3 separate regions of the Homo sapiens genome follow, and all the other regions are linked to region 1. Evidence: chromatin contacts called from ENCODE Hi-C or POLR2A ChIA-PET data. All regions are on one chromosome and are shown on one strand. The core of a region is the stretch at or near the end of the contact, and the rest is flanking DNA. Distances in the headings are between cores, read along the strand shown.

Region 1 (3,325 bases), core at 337-2,836:
CTTACTATCAATTCTAAGGAATGCAGCCAAGGAGTTTGGAAATTTTCATCTGGACATAAGTCAGGATTCCTTTCCTCATTTCTGTTTTAATGGACCCGGATTCAACCTTGACTGGCCTATCGCATGGCCGTGCTTCTGCATTTCAAGAAGTTCTCAAGGGCTTGATTTCACAGAAGTCTTCATTTTTTATTTCTAAAGAAAAGTCGATATTATTCTGCATTCATGCCACTTTGTGCTTTTTGCATTGCATAGGAAGACCTCATTTTGTTGCTGAGGCAGAGCTTTGTGTTGCCATAGAGACAGAAATGCCAATTTGTAGAGACTCTTAGACTCCCCCGAATGGCCTTCCAGAGCCAAAGCAAAACATAAGCTTCTTTTGCAGTGAAAAGGACCCATCTATAACCCTCCTGTGGGTCCACGAGATGGTATGCTTGTGTTCCCCTTAAGGTTTTTTTTTTATTTTTTGCCTGATTTTTACATTATGTATTTGTATGTCAGATTACACGTGTGTTTGTGTGAACCATAAATATTCTATTTTTTTAGATTTATGCAAAGTTGTGTTTTACCTTCATAATTTAAGAAGGAAAAATAAGCCTCTAGAAACATAAACGTGGTATTATTAGGAGAATTTCATCGAATTCTGGTGGGCAAATATGACAACTAATATTTTATAAAAAAAGATAAAAACACTTTAGCACTGCTTATATTGCTTTCAGAGATTTTTTTGCATTAGTGTTTAAAGTAACAGTCAATCCTTCTTTAAGAATTATTTGATACTAAATATAGCTAATCCTCCAGAGATAACTGCAGAAGCTTTGATAAATTAGACGGCTTTTCAACAGACTGTAGCTCACTAAGATCGGAAAGTATATATTTTACTGATGTTACAGACTCCATGATGTTTCAAACCAGCTTCCTTATGAACAGCAACTTGTGATTGGTTCTGGCTTTGGAAATTAGCATGTGTTTAAAACTTGTCTCTTTTGTATCCGTTTTTGACAACATTAAAAAATAGCTACAGAAAAATACTTACATAGTCAGGGCTACAGAAAAAAATACATATTTAGGATACGATGAAAACCGCAGCATGCTTCACTGGATTTTTCTCTTGTTCTACTCTTAAGATTCATCAAGGAAATATAAGCATAATATAATTCTTGTTCAAAATGCCCAGCACAGTGATTGTAATGTGTCAGTTGAAAGCCATCTTTCTAGGTTCAGCTCATGTAAGCCTCTCTGAATGTCACAAGTGTATATTGTTCTATATTTATCTTAAAACTGCTAAGAAGTTAGGGGAAATGGAAATGCCTGCACAGATAGTCAAAATAGAAATGGACACGGACCAAAAATGCTGGTGGCTTTACAAGGGATGCTTTCTCAAAAATTTAAAACGTGGGGAGGGAAGAACATGGTTAGGAAAACAGATGACTGTCTATTCCACATCACTCTGCGGCCTTTAAAATAGGCTTTTAAAATTTTTCCAGCCTTGGGAACTTGGATAAAAAGGGGCAGATAAAGCAGAAACAACTCTCAGCTTGTTGCTGCCATTGCTCACCACTAGGTGGCGACAGAGTGCAGCTGCATTACAAATCTCTGCTTAAGCGACTTGCCATTTGAGTTACATCACCAAGGGGAAAGGGCGAAAGACAGTCTCCCCAGATAATCTATTTACATCACCTTATAGGACATTTGCACCTACCTCAGCGTCAAAATTAAGATGCTGATTTTAGCCAAGGTAGGCCAAGTAGTCCATCATAGTAATCTTTCATGCAATAGCGTGCACATCGAAATTACCATTTTGTTTCTTTTTCTGTTTGTTTTTTACCTATTTGTCGTATTAAGAAATTATCCAGTATCTTTGGGTTTTGGTTTACCATTCTGCAAAATGGAGTTGAATTGTAACCATTATTTTTTTTTACGTGACCGAGACACATGAGAATTAACCAATCAATGTCAGTGTCCCAGCTCTCTGTGTAAAACTGATGACGGACACCTTTACACAGCAGAGGAAATACATCTGTGGAAATGTGTATCCTTCATGGAATCCCTGAGGGGACCCGATTAACCCTCATCTTGTCCAACTCATTGATTTCAGAGATAGGGAAGCTGAGGCATCCCCAAGGTTATATGGTGCTTAACGCCCAAAACAGAAAGACGCAGATGAGCCGTCTTAGATAACTGTTCTTGCTACTCATTCCCTACTAGTCAAATGCCTTTAAAATAAACTATTTCAAGTACTGTAATTAGTCAGCTTTCCTCAAAACTGTCTCCTAGTTATCCACATTAACATGGAGGTGATTCTTGTTAAAGGTAAGCTTTGAAAAGTTCTAAAACTCGCCATTATAAGACACACACAACTTCTCTGCTACGAAAAGTCTTGATTGATTCTGGCCTCAGGATGTGAACAGTATAGAAAACTGATGATTTGTGTGTAAAAAGAGGGGCAGGGTTTGAAAGATATGAAGGAAGGGAAAAGAGAAATTGGGAAACAGGTAAAAGCAAGGACGGGGGCCGGGCGCAGTGACTCACGCCTGTAATCCCAGCACTTTAGGAGGCCAAGGCGGGAAGATCACAAGGTCAGGAGATCGAGACCATCCTGGCTAACATGGTGAAACCCTGTCTCTACTAAAAATACAAAAATTAGCTGGGCACGGTGGTGCGTGCCTGTAGTCCCAGCTACTCGGGAGGCTGAGGCAGGAGAATCGCTTGAACCCGGGAGGCAGAGGTTGCAGTGAGCCAAGATCACACCACTGACCTCTAGCCTGGTGGCAGAGTGAGACTCCATCTCAAAAAAAAAAAAAAAAAAAAAAAGCAAGGACGGTGCTGGCTGCCCCACACAGGAACATACGTTCTCCAGCCATGGACGTGGGATCCAGGAAGCTGCAGGTTTGCAGCAATCACCAAATTTTCATAATGGTCAATGGGACAGTTCAGTTAAATGATTGATGAGGTGGGTTGAGTTAAAGGAATTAAACTAGTAGAATTATAATGATGATAACTAAAAAGGGATATACGGACTTTAAAAGTTGATTGTTTTACATTAATGAACAATTTGATTTTTAAAGTGGTATTCACATTTTAACAAAAGAGCAATGAAATGAAACTAACCAGTTTTACAAAGCATTGGATGCCATGATGTAGAAGTTGAAACTTTTACTCAATTTTAAAATATTAAAATGGTTTAAATGTGTGAAAACAGGGATGCCAATTTTAGAGCATAATGAAATATATTTTACACAACATTTTCTCTTAAGACAAGAATAAATAATATTTTCTTATTCATAACTTTATTATGCACTGCAAATGGTGCTATGATTGTTTTGGG
Region 2 (3,325 bases), core at 254-2,753, 430 kb after region 1:
AGCCACTGTGCCCGTTGACTTTGATTATTTTTCTATTTAAAAAATCCTATTAGTCCAGGCCTGGTGACTCATGCCTGTAATATAAATCTAATTATTTATATTGGAGCCTGTTTGACAGTCTTAAATACTACCTTCCTGACCAGAAGTATGGTCTTAACCATACTGCAAGCCTTCTCATACTCAACCTTAAAAAGAGCCACATTTGCTCTTTGAGTGTGAGCCAATGCTTTTTTTTTTTTTTTTTTTTTGTAGAGATGGGATCTCACTTTGTTGCCCAGGCTGGTCTCAGACTCCTGACCTCAGGCAATCCTTCTGCCTTAGCCTCCTAAAGTGCTGGGATTACAGGTGTGAGCCACTGCACCCAGGCTGATAGACTTTTTAATCTGTTTGCTAGACTGTTAATATTCAAAGTACACATGCATATGTTCAGCACACAGAGACACACTTTTGTAGTTATTTCAGTGTCAGATATACTGCAAAACAGAATTCATTCCTTTATATTTTTGATGATTTATATCCTTTCATTTGCTCTCTCTCCAGTGACAGAGAACAATTCAGCTGGCTAACAGACATGATAACTAAAGCATTTCTGTTCCAGAACTCTTACATCAGTGTGTTAGCAATTCAGAGGCTATTTAGATGGAAATAATCCCAGACAAAGAAGTAGTGTTGTGCAGAAAAGGTAGAGAAGGAAGGCAACGATTGTATAAAACTGACTTCTGTGCTCTAGAGTTAAAAGCATACTGTTCATCTGTCCTGATGAGGTTCAAGATCATCATTATTTGTTTCAATAGGTAGATATTATCCTTCCTCTCATTAAACATTGCATCCAAACAAAAATTAAGGGAATAAAAATTATTCTAGCTTATTAGCCTAGCTTATTAGCAAATTTTAAATTCAGAGAAATGAAAATTTTATCCAATAGAGTGTTTTTATCCAGTAGATAACTTTATCAGTAGACAGCCTCAATTATCATTATAATTTAAATAAAATTAGAATTTTATTACTTGTAAAAAGGGGAGTAATTTTTTAACTCATGAATTCTGAAATATTATTTTTAGCCAGGTACAGTGGCTTATGCCTGTAATCCCAGCATTTTGGGAGGCCAGGGCAGGAGGGTTGCCTGAGCCCAGAAGTTCAAGACAAGCATGGGCAAGCAACATGGTGAGATTCCATCTCTACAAAAAATAAAAAATTAGCCAGGTGTGGTGATGCATGGCTGTAATCCCAGCTGCTCAGGAAGCTGAGGCAGGAGGATTGCATGGGCCTGGGAGGTCAAGGCTGCAGAGAGCCGTGATCACTCCACCTCTGCCTCCTGGGTTCAAGTGATCAGTTCAGCCTGGGTGACAGAGCAAGACCCTATCTCAAAAAAAGAAAGAAATATTCTTGTTAAACCATATCTCTTTCTTTTCACTTGAACTTTTTTCCGAATGAGCATAAGAACAATCTTAGCAGAAGGAGAGGTGGTTAAAGATACTTGGTTGATGGTTTCACTTTACCCTCTAAGAAGAAGTGAGATTATTTCATTCTTTTAAATGTGTGTCAGTGTCCTCAGGTGTGAAAGAATGTTGGGGGAGAGAAGTAATTCAAGCAAAGTTATGGAGGAAGTAAGATTCCTAGAGGAATGTAGTATCAGGGTTGGAGCCTAAAGTTAACTAAATGGAGTTAACTTATTTTCCTTTTTTTACTTTCTAAGATTATGTGTGTAAATAAAATAGTCCTTAGTTATTTCGTTGTTCTTGTTTTGGGGGGATTTTTTTGTTGGCTTTTGGAGATGAGGTCTTGCTGTGTTACCCAGGCTGAACTCCTGGGCTGAAGTGATCCTCCCAGCTCAGCCTCCCGAGTAGCTGGGACTACAAGCGTGTGACACCCCGCCTAGCTCATTAGCAAATTTTAAATTCAGAGAAATGAAAATAAATAGACAATAGCCCATCTTTTCATGTAGAAAAATTGAAACAAACAAATAAATAATGTAATGATGATTTCTGTACCTGTTAGCATAATTTTTCCAGTTAGGAGTTCTCGTGTTAGAATTTTGTTTTAAAAATAAAAGGCATGTATGAATTTAGAAACTTAAGGCAGTTCTTTTTTTTTTTTTTTTTTTTTTTTTTTTTTGAGACAAAGTCTTGCTTTGTCGCCCAGGCTGGAGTAAGTGGCTCAGTCTTGGCTCACTGCAACCTCTGCCTCCTGAGTTCAAGCTATTCTCCTGCCTCAGCCCCCTGAGTAGCTGGGATCACAGGCCTGTGCCACCACACCTGGCTAATTTTTGTATTTTTAGTAGAGACAGGGTTTCACCATGTTGGCCAGGCTGGTCTCAAACTCCTGACCTCAGGTGATCCACCAGCCTCGGCGTCTCAAAGTACTAGGATTACAGGCGAGAGCCACCACACCTGGCCTAAGGCAGTTCATAAAAACATTCAATGAAAAATAGGCTGGCGTGGTGGATCACCTGAGGTCAGGAGTTGGAGACCACCCTGGCTAACATGGCGAAACCCATCTCTACTAAAAATACAAAAAATTAGCCAGGTGTGGTAGTGGGCACCTATAATCCCAGGGCTCCTGTAATCCCAGCTACTCAGGAGGCTGAGGCAGGAGACTCACTTGAACCCGGGAAGCAGAGGTTGCAGTGAGGCAAGATACTCGCCTGGGCAACAAGAGCAAAACTCCGTCTCAATAAATAAGTAAAAAATAAAATTATCCTCTTCTGTGCTTTGTCTGCTAGTATACAGGAGTAACTTTATTTTATTTATTTATTTAGACTATCTCGCTCTGTCACCCAGGCTGGAGTGCAGTGACGTGATCTTGGCTCCTTGCAGCCTCCATCTCCTGGGTTCAAGTGATTCTCCTGCCTCGGCCTCCCAAGTAACTGGAACTACAGGCTTACACCACCACACCCAGCTAATTTTTGTATTTTTAGTGGAGATGGTATTGCCATGTTAGCCAGGCTGGTCTCAAACTCCTGACCTCAAGTGATCCATCTGCCTCAGCTTCCCAAAGAGCAAGGATTACAGGTGTGAGCCACTGTGCCTGGCCTGTAGGAGTAACTTCAGAACTCTTATGTGGAATAATTAAAGGGAGATTGTGATAAATTGTCACAAAAATGATTTATAGCAAGTCTCATACCTACTATGAATATTAATCTGTTGATTAACAGTACTTTTGTTCTAAGATCTTGAAATAATGTATACTTTACTTCATTGGGGTTTCCTTCTTGTCTGGTTAAGGTCTGTTATCTCCTTCCGTTGAAGAAAGCAAGCTAATGATAACTCAGTGTGACTCCCACTGTTGAAATGTAGAGAGCAGTCGTCTTGATTCTGCCTGTGTG
Region 3 (3,325 bases), core at 285-2,784, 370 kb after region 1:
CCCTGTACAGGCACAGCACAGTGGCTCACACCTGTAATCCTGGCACTCTGGGAGGCTGAGGCAGGAGGACTGCTTGAGGTCAAGAGGTAAAGGCTGCAATGAGCCACAATCCTCCTCTGCACTCTAGCCTGGGCTATAGAGCAAGATGCTGTCTAAAAAAAATAAAATAAAAATAAAAAAATTATCCTCTACACGTTATCATAGTTCTCACTATCAGTAATTAATTTCGTCTCCCGCTTACCAAAATATTTGAGACTATCCAGCTTGAAATACCTTAATTCCCTGCCAACCTCCACGAAGTTCTCTCCATGTGCCCCCATTTTTATCTCCTACTAAAGTCGAATGCCCCCACCTATGCTCTGATCCTGCCCCCCAGGCATGTCTCCATCAATTACAATCTATCTCTGAGATGTTCAGGCCCTTCCTCTCTACTTTTCCATCTTTCCCTTAACCTAAAAATGTGCTTAAATATCTCTCCCTGACAACAACAAAAATCCCATAACACACACTCCCCTCTAGGTACCACTTTCTCTTCTGGCCTTCTCAGCCAGGCTTCTACAGAGCACAGGCCACACACTGTAAACCTCTCCAGTCCCACCCCCAAACCACACTGGCATGGACCTCCAAAGGCCTCCCAGTTGCCAAGTCCGGGGCACACCCTCGGTCCTCCCTCTGCACCTCTCTGCCCCACTGGATACTGTTGGCCATCTGCTCCCTCTTACTCTCTGAGCTTCTCTCTTCATCTCACGGCCTCTAAATGCTCTTTCTCTCCTTGGTGGGCTGCTCCTCCCTTGCCTGCGCTTGGACTCGCTGCTTCTCAGCCATCCTACTGCTCTCGGCAGTCTCATTCCCCTGTAGCCTTAACTGTCACGTGTACACTGACCACCAACAAATTGACCTGCTTAACCCTGATCTCTCCTGCAAACTGCACGCCTGCAGACCTAGCCGCCAGCTGGACAGATCCACAGGCATCTCAAAATCTACATGGCCAACATGTACCACATCCTTAAATCCCACCGTCCCAAACCTGCACAAAGGGCACCTGTACACATTTAACCCCCAAGCCAGAAACCTGGAATTACCTAGATCTCTCCCTCTCCTGCCCACAATAAATGCATGCTTACTGAGCAGAAACGAAGAACATAATGAAGCTGCCTGGATGGAAGGGCAATTGAGCTGGACCTTTAACAAGTAGAGCTGAACATACAAAAATGCAGGCAAAGTCCTTCCCGGGTGAATGCACACCCACCCAATGGTAAACTCGGGAACAGCAAGTAGTTCAGCTTGAAGAAGAGGAATACAAGTGAAGGCTAAAAAGGTAAGGCAGCCCTGTCTTGAAGACCTTGACACAGGCCAAGTGTTGTGAACCCACAACCTCCCTCCTCTCTAAGTGACTGGCCTAGTTCTCCACACAATGAGGTAAGGGAAACAAAACAAGAAAGATAAATGACTGGCCTAGGCCAATGACAGAAATCCTGTCCCCCATGCCAACAACGGGTAACAAACGGGCACCTGCCCAAACCTGGCCAGTAAGATGTGAGGGGAACACTGCCAGAAGCATTTCTGAGCACATTTTCCTTGCTCCAAAAAGGGACTTTCTTCTTCTGGGTATCATCCTGCGTGGCTGTGGTGCCTAAAACTGATACAGTCACCTGGTCAACAGCCCGCAAGCTCTTCCGACTCACGGGGCTAAAAAACACAGAGAAATGGTCCTGGAGGCTCAATGGTCTCCACATGGAGCCTGCCCTAGCCCTGAGCTTGTCCTCTCTCTGGACTGTGTATTCTTTCTTAAGAGAATACATCTCCTTATTGTTAAAAATAAAAGGAAGGGGATACAGGAATCAGTCATGTTTACAAAACATTGGATTAAAAAGCTAAGCAGATTTCTTTACAGTAGGATTTCTTACAATGTTAATTTAATAACACATGTTGTAAAGCTTTAAGAATTAGTTTTTCCAAGGCACAGTGTGGTGGCTCATGCCTGTAATCCCAGCACTTTGGGAGGCCAAGGTAGGAGGATCACTTGAGCCCAGGAGTTCAAGACCAGCCCGGGCAACATAGTGAGACCTTGTCTCTACAAAAAGTTTAAAAATTAGCAGGGCGTGGTGGCACATGCCTGTAATCCTATCTACTCAGGAGGTTGAGGTGGGAGGACTGCTTTAGTCCAGGAGGTCAAGGCTACAGTGAGCTATAATTGTGCCACTGCACCCCAGCCTGGGCAACACAGTGAGACCCTGTCTCAAACAAACAACAACAAAAAATTTAGTTTTTTCAGACTTATGTGACCACCAAACTAGCCTCCCAAGCTTCCTCTTCTTTGTTTTTGCAGTGTACCTAAAAGCATCTCCCAGAACTAAGTGTTAATGAATCACAGTTTGGGAAACACTGATTTTTACCAGAGAGACTAAAAAAGTATATGCCTGGCTGTTATAATGCAGTGATGACAGAGTAATACAGCCGCAGAAAAAGTGATCGCAGAATCCAAAAGGCACCACCGCCATTCTACTAGGTTCTCACTCAAAATGCCTGATGGGTTTCACGCTATGTGCCAACTCGGTGAATTTTCAGCGGCTGCCTGGAATGCTGTATTGAGAGAGAGTCTGCAGTCACAACCAGGTGCCTTACTTGATTAGTAAAGATCCTCCTGAGCACAGAAGGGACAGCTGTGACATCATTCAAGTTCATTCTGAGACCTCTGAAGTGACATTAAGTCCTAAGCAGATCCTAGAATCATCCCAAAGCTTCCCAAGTTGTTTTAAATCTGAATCAGGCCAGACTAATTTTTAATAATTAAAAGGGTAATAAAGTGTTTAAGTGTGTAGACTCCAGAGTTAATTAAGAGAGACGTGGGTTTAATTCTTAGTTTTTTCACTGATTTTATAGCCTGAGCACATGGTTTAACCTCACTAAACCTCAGTTTTCCCATCCACAACATGAGAATAACAGTCCCTACCTCCCATGATTGATGTAAGAATTAAACTGGGTAACGTAATGCAGTTAATACACCTGCAAACAGCAGGTGCAAGAAATGTTAAGTTTAGCTCTACCCATTACTAAGGGATTCACTTCACGACGTTCACATTACATAACTCCTGTAATACACCTATTTGTCCACTGTATTCATAGCCATAGATTACAGTGAAATCAATCAAACTGGGGCCACAGGAATGATTTCCCTGAACCCATTAACAATGCCAACATATGCCATGCTAAGCAAATGACATAGAGGATTACAAAGCAGTGTTCAAAGGAAGTGTCACTGGCCTTTAAGAAGAGAGAATATACTGGCCGGGTGCGGTGGCTCACGCCTGTAATCCCAGCACTT

Evidence for each region. A loop is a pair of places that touch in the nucleus more often than their neighbours do. ChIA-PET counts read pairs that join two places held with the same protein, here RNA polymerase II (POLR2A). Pooled maps may share reads with other maps.
Region 2: a pooled map shows a loop between it and region 1 (2.3-fold over the local background). The contact joins two enhancer-like sites. A Hi-C loop is called at or near these places in 4 of 168 maps with a recorded cell type or tissue (CD4-positive, alpha-beta T cell, HCT116, colonic mucosa and 1 more), 3 of 37 single-sample maps with no recorded cell type and 8 of 50 pooled maps.
Region 3: a pooled map shows a loop between it and region 1 (2.1-fold over the local background). The contact joins two enhancer-like sites. A Hi-C loop is called at or near these places in 8 of 168 maps with a recorded cell type or tissue (B cell, OCI-LY7, Right ventricle myocardium inferior and 5 more), 8 of 37 single-sample maps with no recorded cell type and 23 of 50 pooled maps. POLR2A ChIA-PET finds 5 or more read pairs at or near these places in 2 of 52 experiments (OCI-LY7 and activated B cell).

Annotation. Positions count from the first base shown.
Region 1 is chr4:185,596,017-185,599,341 of GRCh38, reverse strand. The region is part of intron 24 of SORBS2 (sorbin and SH3 domain containing 2); the gene reads left to right. Among named protein-coding and RNA genes, the nearest start is that of SORBS2-AS1, 9.8 kb to the right of the region's middle. Within about 2 kb of position 1,586, at least 5 of the 41 ENCODE cell types and tissues checked have a DNase peak (open chromatin) inside an H3K27ac peak, as active enhancers do.
Region 2 is chr4:185,169,774-185,173,098 of GRCh38, reverse strand. The region is part of intron 3 of CFAP97 (cilia and flagella associated protein 97); the gene reads left to right. Among named protein-coding and RNA genes, the nearest start is that of SLC25A4, 28 kb to the right of the region's middle. Within about 2 kb of position 1,503, at least 3 of the 41 ENCODE cell types and tissues checked have a DNase peak (open chromatin) inside an H3K27ac peak, as active enhancers do.
Region 3 is chr4:185,225,385-185,228,709 of GRCh38, reverse strand. All of the region lies in intron 1 of SNX25 (sorting nexin 25), which reads right to left. Among named protein-coding and RNA genes, the nearest start is that of SNX25, 17 kb to the right of the region's middle. Within about 2 kb of position 1,534, at least 5 of the 41 ENCODE cell types and tissues checked have a DNase peak (open chromatin) inside an H3K27ac peak, as active enhancers do.